Linked DNA regions of Homo sapiens: region 1 is linked to region 2. The links are chromatin loops, found by intact Hi-C in ENCODE. Cell type or tissue: IMR-90. All regions are shown on one strand. Links, peaks and the distances in the headings refer to the core of each region. The heading gives the core; the rest is flanking DNA.

Region 1 (4,405 bases), core at 158-4,157, 520 kb before region 2:
AATTTGTAAGGTTATTGTGAAGATTAAGGTAATTTAGGAAAAGATTTGGCAGTGTGCTTGGCACATGAGAGATACCTCATAAATCAGGGTTGGTATTTTACTGTCCCTCATAATACCTTGCTTTCTAGATATGAAGCTATTATTTTTAGTAATAAAGTTAAATTATTGAATAATTTACAGAAAATAACTATTTTAATTTATAAAAATAGATTAAGCAAGTGTGAGACAATTAGCGACACTTCTATATCATGCTCTTTCTGTTACCAGGGCAAATACCATAGGAAACTAGGGAGTGAGAAAAGATGCTGTTACCAGGGCAAATACCATAGGAAACTAGGGAGTGAGAAAAGATGCCTGGCTGTCTTCTCAGGGTTTCTGCTTAATACTTCTCTTAATGTTACAGTTACTATTGCACAATAAAGCCATTGGAAAGGTCACAGTGGGAAGAGTTTGTCTCTACTCCAGGATGTCTGAAAGAGATTCAAAGATTGGGAGACACTCATCTGAGGCATCTTTATTCACATATCTAGTGGGTGATGTTGGCTATCTGAGGGACCCTCAGCTAACATGGTCACCAGGAGAATCTACACTTAGTCTTTCCATATGGCCTGGGCTTCCTCATAACATGGCAGCTCCCCGTTGTTTGGACTTCTGACCTAACAGCTCAGTGTTCCAAGAGCAGTGTCTCAGTTCAGAAGCTGCACTGCTTTTTATGGTCCAGCCTTGAAATTCATATAGTACCACTTCTATAGTATTCTATTGGTTACAAAGGAGTCATCAGCTCTCAGATTCAAGGGGAGGAAAACGAGGCTCCACCTCTTGATGGGGGCATGGCAAGGTTTTAAAATAGTATATGGGTGGGTAGGTGTACTGCTGCCATCATCTTTAGAAAATACAATCCACCACACTTAGAGAAGTGAAGTAGAGACCCTTATGTGGGCAGGGCAAGCCTCAGAACAGGGAAAGCAACATAGAGCTTCCTGGACATGCTTACATACACACCTCTACAAATCATCACAACCTGCTAGTTTTCATTCTGGAGCCTGGACTCTCCAACTGTACTCATTTTATGGCCCTTAGGCAAGCTGTGTTGCCCTTTTCAATAGCTGCATGAAATGTGGAATACATCACGTATCCAGACCTTGTCTCTCTTTCTAAGATACTTCGCTTGATCTCTTTCTTGCTGTTTCAACTTAAAATATTTAACATGAAATCACCACTGCACTGTGGGGCTCCCATAGATAAATTTGAAGTTTTAATAGTTTATCATTTCCACTTTTGAGACTAGTACTCTGTAAGTTAAAAACAAAAACAAAACAAAGCAAAGGCCAACACTTTAACCAATGGAAGTCTAAGCTTTGGAAAAATCCAGAAAAGTAACACCAAGTCCAAGATAAATTGAGACTCTAAGCACATTTTGCTTGCATTCCTTCCTTGTTTCTCATTTAATAAATGTTTTCCAGAACGGAGTTTGCAAATCCAAGTAAATATATATATATATTTAAAATGCTTACTTATTCCCTTTTGGGTTCTGCGTCAATTGTGTACATTTCATAAATATAAACATAAGACATATTTGCTAAGGAATTACATTTGTTGATGTGGCAATCTCATGGCTTAAAGTGTAAAAAATTCATACCTTGTCAATTATGAATTACATTTCCCCATTTATATAGAATATGGAACTTGTTTGAGTACTAGCTAAAAATGTACGTGATACTATTTCAGATGTAAGTATTGCTTTAAAAATATCAAGCTTATCCCCCTTTAAGAGGTCAAACAACATCTGAAAACTATAACCCTTTTAAATAAAAAAAACTCTGTCCTTTGCTAATTTATTCAGCTTTCTTCCTACCACATCCAGTTACCAACCCTATCAGTCCATTCCGTTTGATTTATCTTTTAGTCAGATGAGTGTCACAATAGGAAGGCAGCAAGAATACCCTTTAATACTTATGGATTTTTTTTCAAATTTAAACATCTTCCTTCCTAAGCAGAATTTATACACTGACTCACTCTCACAGCTATCACCCTGGATGCCCTCTTCCTATTTCATTACCATATTGTGGATGAACACATCATTGGTATGGTATTTATCTTGATAGGCAGTGAAAAAAAGTCTTGCCCCTAAAAGCTATGCCATGTTTCTAGCCCTTCTTTATGAGGCATCTTCCAGCAGCACTCTCATTGCAGAATTGCATGGAGCAAATGGTGGCCCATCTCAGATCACTGGTACTTTCCCTGAATGAAATCCTACATATGCTGTCAATTTAATTAGAAATTGGCCTGCTGTTTTGTCTTCCCAATTAGCTCACCCATTATCTCTCATATCCTAAAATCCTATCATTCTCCAGATAATAGGTTATTTCTTCAAACATCCTTGTCTCATTGCTTCCAGATAACTGTCTGTGACCTGTTTCCCCTTTAACTGCTTATAGTCATTTTAACATCTGTCATCACAGCTAAAGGTGTGATTACGTCTAATAATGTTTTATTTTTGCAGTGAGTGCACCACAGTTATTGTCATATACAGAAAATTCTGACTGACAGTTCCAGAGCTTTTTGGCATCAGAGAAAGTCAAGTACTGTGTTACCTCTTTCTATGACTCCCAAGAGAATAATCCAGCACAACTACTCAGTATCTTGGAAGAAGGCCTTATGACTTTGGAGAGCCTTCTTTCTCACCTACACAGCCTTACAGCATTCCCCTGTATTCTCCTGTTCTAAGTTTCTCTCCCTTATTTAAATTCTAACTTCAAATGTAACAGTTGACTAATGTTAAAATTAATTTCCAAAAGAAGTTCATTAATTGATCAAGTTAAAGAATTTCCTTCTATATTTACGTGAATTTAGGTTGAATAAATTTCATATTTTTAGGGAAATATCTAGGAAGCATTAAAAATAACAGTTGACATTGAGATATTTAGTAAACAAAATCATTCTAGTTTCTTCTGTCTTGCCCCCTCCCATCTTATTTGCCATAACCTATAAATTTAGCCAAAATGCAGCAAGTCTAATTCATTTATAAGCAGTTGACATTCAAAGGTTATCCTCATTGATGTCTAAATTTTTATGATGTGTTTCTGCTACTGTATTACAATTCTGAATTCCGTATCAAATTTATTAAATTTTTTTATTGCTAAATCCCCTTGCTGTGGTTTGCTCCTGCCAAGACCCATGTTGAAATTTGATCCCCAATGTGGCAGTGTTGGGGGTAGGGCCTGTTGAGAGGTGTTTGGGTCATGGGGGCAGATCCCTCAAGAAATAGATTAATGCTCTCTTGCAAGGGTGAGTTCTCACTCTCATTAGAATGGATTACTTCCCACAAGAGCAGGTTTTTAAAAAAGAGCCTGGCCTCCCTGGTTTCTCTCTCTTGCTTGCTCTCTCACCATGTGATCTCTTTGCATGTATCCACTTTCTGCTATGAGTGGAAGCAGCATGAGGCCCTCACTGGATGTAGCTGCCCAATCTTAAACCTTCTAGCAAGAAGAATTATGAACTAAAGAAACCTCTTTTCTTTGTAAATTACCCAGGCTCAGGTATTCTGTTGTAACAACAGAAAACAGGTGGAGACACCCCCATCAGTCTAGTAATATGCAATAGAACTGACAGTGTCTATTGTTGATTAATATGCCCAACTTTGTTGTAAAGTCAGTCATTATAAACAAGGTCTTTACTAGCTCTTTTCATTTATAAGCACTAGGAGATACTCAAGAGGGTCTTACCTAAACAATTCAAAATTATCATTAAAAAGCATAAAAAAAATCTGCCATAGACCAATGCTTCTTTCACATTAGCTAGAACAGGAACTATACCCAAAGAGTACTTTGGGAATATAACAGATTAATGACCCAATGGAATAAACACTTGACCAGTAAAAAGTACCAAGTTTGAAAAACTGCTTTTAAGAAGAACAACCTAACCCTGTTTTATACAACAGAAACAGATTCATTACTGCTGAGATATGCTGCATCTCTAATTTCATTTTCCCAAAACTTCAGTATACCTCCATAGAATTCAGGTTAGTTCTCTCAGTAAGTAACTATGACATTACCATTGCTAGTGTTCCTAGAAAGTTCCTATTTAAAAGCACAACAGGGAAATTACTACACAGTATCCCCACCCCGAGCAAACACACAAAAACACCAATGCACACCACAGATAATAAAACATTGGAAAATGATAGGAATAATCAAGAAAATGCTTTATGTGGAAAATTCAGCTGTGGTTTAGATATTAGGTCAACTTTAACCAATGTTACAATATCATTTCATTATTTTTAAAATCTAGAAAAATGTCACCAATCAAATATTATAAAGAAAAATGTTAACCTAATTATAAAATGAAACTAAGCCATTGAGCAATGGAATCCTGGGAAGCATCATTAACTTTAAATTCTATATTA
Region 2 (4,405 bases), core at 274-4,273:
ATAGTAAGAACAAATTAGATTCAGTATTTCATTTTGTTTCCTAAGCAGTCATTTATAGTAATTTTTTTAAAATTCCCCTTAAATAATCACTTATATCTTATTAATCTTGGTTGTAACAGTGATGGATATAGACAATTTTAGCCAGAAGGCATTAATTGCGTCTCTCCTAGAAAAAACCTTGTCATTTCTATTTGTTACTCTTGTTCAGCTTTAAATGGTACTAGGGATTTTTTTTTTTTTTACATCCGTGTGTGTGTCTGTGTGTGTGTGTGTGTGTGGTGTGTTTATATTAAGATTCCTCCATTTCTCCCTCTCTCTGCTGTTGTAGCCAAGCCAGACAGCCTATTGAGAAGCAGCAAACCATCTGTTAATGGATTTGAAGTTCTGAATTATACTTGAGTGTGTAGAGGCACTCATGCTTAGCCAGAAACATTCATTTGAATTAAGCTATAAATGCTGTATAAAAAAGAGCCATACATTTAATGTAGGTTCATGAATAAATTTAAGAGAGGGCAATTGCACTCTAAACTTTTATTGCTGCAAAACCCAGTATTTTTGGTGTTCTCTGATCATTTGGGGGTTTTATAGCAGGATTGAAGCTTTAAACCTTGAACTAGGGGAGACAATGCCTGTGTTAAACCTTTTGCAGTAGAATTTCATTGCTGAATTGCTGATAGAACAGAAGCAGTATGGATTGGTGGGGGTCCTTCCCCTTCCCACCCCCCACCCCCGCCTTTTTAAATGCAGGGGATGTTTAAACCAGTCAAAAGAAGAACTCAATAAATAAATTTCTGGCATGGGGCCAGATCTCCTAGTTCATGCCCTTTGATTATTTTTTTTAGTTGATATCTTGTCTTCTCTGGAATAATCTATTAATTTTTTATGGCAGGAGAAACAGCCCTGCATAGAGCTTGCATAAATAACCAAGTGGAGAAATTGATTCTTCTTCTCTCTTTGCCAGGAATAGACATCAATGTTAAAGGTAAGTTTTAAATCTTTGTGGTCTAGTCCAATGTCTTAATATTTGTGATATTAAACAGTTTTATATCACATTAAGAAAAATTATTTAAGTAAATTTACCTAAGGTATCTTAAAAGTATAAGAAAAATTTCTTAGCAAAGCCAAGAAATTTCTCATATATTGATTTATAACTAATGGTATAAAAACATTTTTTGGTGTCCATATTTTGATAATACCCAACATTAATATTTTAAAATTGTTTTTATTTTAATTTTTTAAGGTAGAAATATGATTACACCCTAGACATTTTTATCACAGCATTCTTTTTGTATATGAAGCACCTAGAAAGTCACACTGATGAGAAAAGTAGAACATCAGTACTTTTCTACCAAAAGTCCTACTTCTGCTGTTTTAAAACTTGCCTTGATTTCTAATTTAGACAATGCTGGCTGGACGCCTTTGCATGAAGCCTGTAACTATGGCAACACAGTGTGTGTCCAGGAAATTTTGCAACGTTGTCCAGAGGTAGATCTGCTCACTCAAGTGGACGGGGTGACTCCTTTGCATGATGCACTGTCAAACGGACATGTAGAAATTGGCAAGCTGCTACTACAGCATGGGGGTGAGTGTGTTTATGCTAAATGGGTTTTGATAAATTATCCAGTTTTTTGATGAATCCTGCAGAGGTAGATAGCATTTTATGTTTAAAATCTGTAAGGAAAGATGCCTTTATTTCATATTAATGAAAAAGTAAGGATAAAAAGTCTCCTAAAACGTAAGCACCTTTTATTATTAGAGATAAAATCCTTTTCATAATGTATATTTGTTTATGTATATATTATTAAGCCTATTTAGGTTCGTGTATGAGAGTCTGTTTTTGAATTGAGTTTGCTGGTTTTAAATATTTATCTTTTTCCTTCAGGTGTGTAATGTCTTTGTGAGCCAGTCATTTCTGAAAGCTTATTGATAAATGGATATAAATGTTCAATTGTGATTACCTGGATTTTTTCATTTCCTGTATGTAACTACAAACTCAATCTTATTTTTAATGAGTCATTTCTGTACAGACTGTAAAAAAATGATATCCTAGAATATTTTTCGTCATTCACATTTTGCAGCCAATTAAGTTAAAGCAGGAGGATTTTCAAATGGTGATAACTGTTATGCAGGGGTTTTGTGAAGGAGGTAACTTGAGCTGAATATTCATCTGCGTTTTTCCTGCTGATTTTTGATCTTTGCTTTCAGCAAGGCCCCACATTATTTCAGTGTCATTCTTCTTATATCTAAACTGAATAATATAAATTTTACAACAAAATGTTCAAAACGGATTGGTGCTTTTAAAAGAAAAAAAGAAAACTGATGACCAGCTTAGAATATGGAAACAAAGATTTGTAGAAATTACTTGTCGTTTTTATTTGTATTAATTTTACATTTAAATTTAACATTATCTTATCCTGTAATTAAAACATTTGATTGTGCATAAAGACAAAAAGCGTATTTTCTTAAGATGTCTTTTTAGTATATATGCATCTAAGGAAGGCTGTATAGCATGGGAGTTTAAGACATTTGGTTATATATAGTCTTCTCCTGCCCCCTAAAGGCCTTAGTGTGTCTGTTTTACTGATATCATTTCATAGTCAATGTTTTTCAGTTCTTCTACCTTGTTTTTTTTAGTATTCTGTGTTTACTAAACCATAAGTTCTACCTCCTTAATGTTTTATTTTTCTACTCAGCCGTGTGTCTGGCATTCAGGCCAATATTTGTTAGGAGCCATTATTGTATTAGGTCCAGCTCTTCAGTAGAGTATGGCATTATACCAACCAATGTGAATTTTTCTAGGGCTCTTAGTGGAGAATAGTAAAGAGATGAGTTTCTCCTCCTAGAAGAGGAAATCTAATTGTTTTTGTTTTTATCAAGGTCCTTTGGCAGTCGTACAGACTTGTTTCTGCCTTAGTCATATTCTGGGTTTGGACCTGTCAAGTGGTTTGACACTTATATTGAAGTAACTGCATTATCTATTCATTGTGAGTCACTCAGCCTCAAGAGCAATAATTTCAAGAATTTATTTATTTCTCTAAAACGTTTGTTTACTTTTGGTATCCTGTGTCCGTAATTTTGTCTTTTTTTTTTTTTTTAAACAGAAGTAACTTGGAACAATTTTTTTGAGATGTTGGCACAGTGAAAAGGAGCCTAATTTTGTTTTAGAATTATCTTCTTTCCATAAATTATACATTAATCATATTATCAATGGTTGATCTTTTATATTAAGTACATTTTATATCTATGCTACTATGTATGTCTGATCAGAGTCATCATTATGAATTTTAGCAGTTATAATCAGTTCTCTCTTTCTGACAATATGATCTATGTTATAATTGTAGGACCTAGTGATTATGTCTGCTAGTACTAAAATCTTTATATCCCCTGTAACGTTTTTATGGCCAAGTGCATAAATAATTATAAGACTTGACTGATGAAGGCAAAAGTACTCCTATACTTTGCTATGTAACCAAATACTGAGTTATGTTTTGCCTTCTCCACATCATCCTTTAGTACTTAGTGGATAAACTCTATCTTTAGTACTTTCTAAGTAGGTAGTTAAATGAGTTTAACTAGTATAGATGGATGAGATCTGAGTTTGATCTAGAAGAATTAATATGTAATTTGTGTGAACCAGTTACCTGTACTAAACATTGAACACAAGCAAGGGTAATATGAAAACTGTTCTCTATCTGTGCAAGGTTTTGTAGTCTTTGCACTGCTAGAATTGTTTATTAGCAATGAAAGGGGCACTACTTTTTCCTCTTGGTGATATTTTGAGATACCCCTGAGGCTCTTGTATAGAATTTATAAGATGAATAATACATTTTTAAGATTTCTTCTGGGAACACTGAAATTCTTATTTTAAAATGACAGTTGATAAAGTTTTATAAAAGTTTTTATTTGTAGTTGTATTTATTATTTATTTAACGGAGGCATGCACGTTTGGGGAAACCTTATTAGGTAATTGACTAGAATTTTTTTAATGTACCTTTATTCGTCTATATATATAGTCAGTTAATTGTGTCGACATGAATTAATACAAAATATGATTGCAAAGAAAGCACTGGATGCTTTGGGAAAAAGGAGAAAAGAGCTGTTAAGCTGCCAAAATAGAAATGTTTTACTTGCAACATTTTGCATTTTCTTTTCACAGGCCCAGTGCTTTTACAACAGAGGAATGCTAAGGGAGAATTGCCCTTGGATTATGTGGTTTCACCTCAAATCAAAGAAGAACTGTTTGCTATTACAAAAATAGAAGATACAGTGGAGAACTTTCATGCACAAGCAGAGAAACATTTTCATTACCAGCAACTTGAATTTGGCTCCTTTTTACTTAGTAGGATGTTGCTAAATTTTTGTTCAATTTTTGATTTATCTTCAGAGTTCATTTTAGCTTCCAAAG

What was found. Hi-C counts contacts between places; a loop is a spot of excess contacts. Peaks named below come from ENCODE experiments on the same cell type or tissue, not always from the same donor. Only the 100,000 strongest peaks of a DNase experiment are listed, where the experiment ranks them.
Region 1: a loop joins it to region 2, with 1.9 times the contacts of the local background. A loop is called at or near these places in 1 of 110 quality-filtered maps.

What each region holds. Positions count from the first base shown.
Region 1 is chr5:94,172,886-94,177,290 of GRCh38, forward strand. All of the region lies in intron 20 of KIAA0825, which reads right to left. The region is part of intron 4 of LOC105379087 (a long non-coding RNA gene); the gene reads left to right. Among named protein-coding and RNA genes, the nearest start is that of ARB2A, 63 kb to the left of the region's middle. In IMR-90, for the core only: no CTCF peak of the experiment used is centred there; a DNase peak (open chromatin) is centred at 2,046; H3K27ac peaks cover 233 bases.
Region 2 is chr5:94,690,675-94,695,079 of GRCh38, forward strand. It overlaps SLF1 (SMC5/6 complex localization factor 1), which reads left to right. Exons shown (of 21, transcript NM_032290.4): 19 at 890-982; 20 at 1,400-1,582; 21 at 4,157-4,405. Among named protein-coding and RNA genes, the nearest start is that of SLF1, 74 kb to the left of the region's middle. In IMR-90, for the core only: a CTCF peak has its summit at 2,564 (motif pointing left); DNase peaks (open chromatin) are centred at 1,477, 2,557 and 2,917.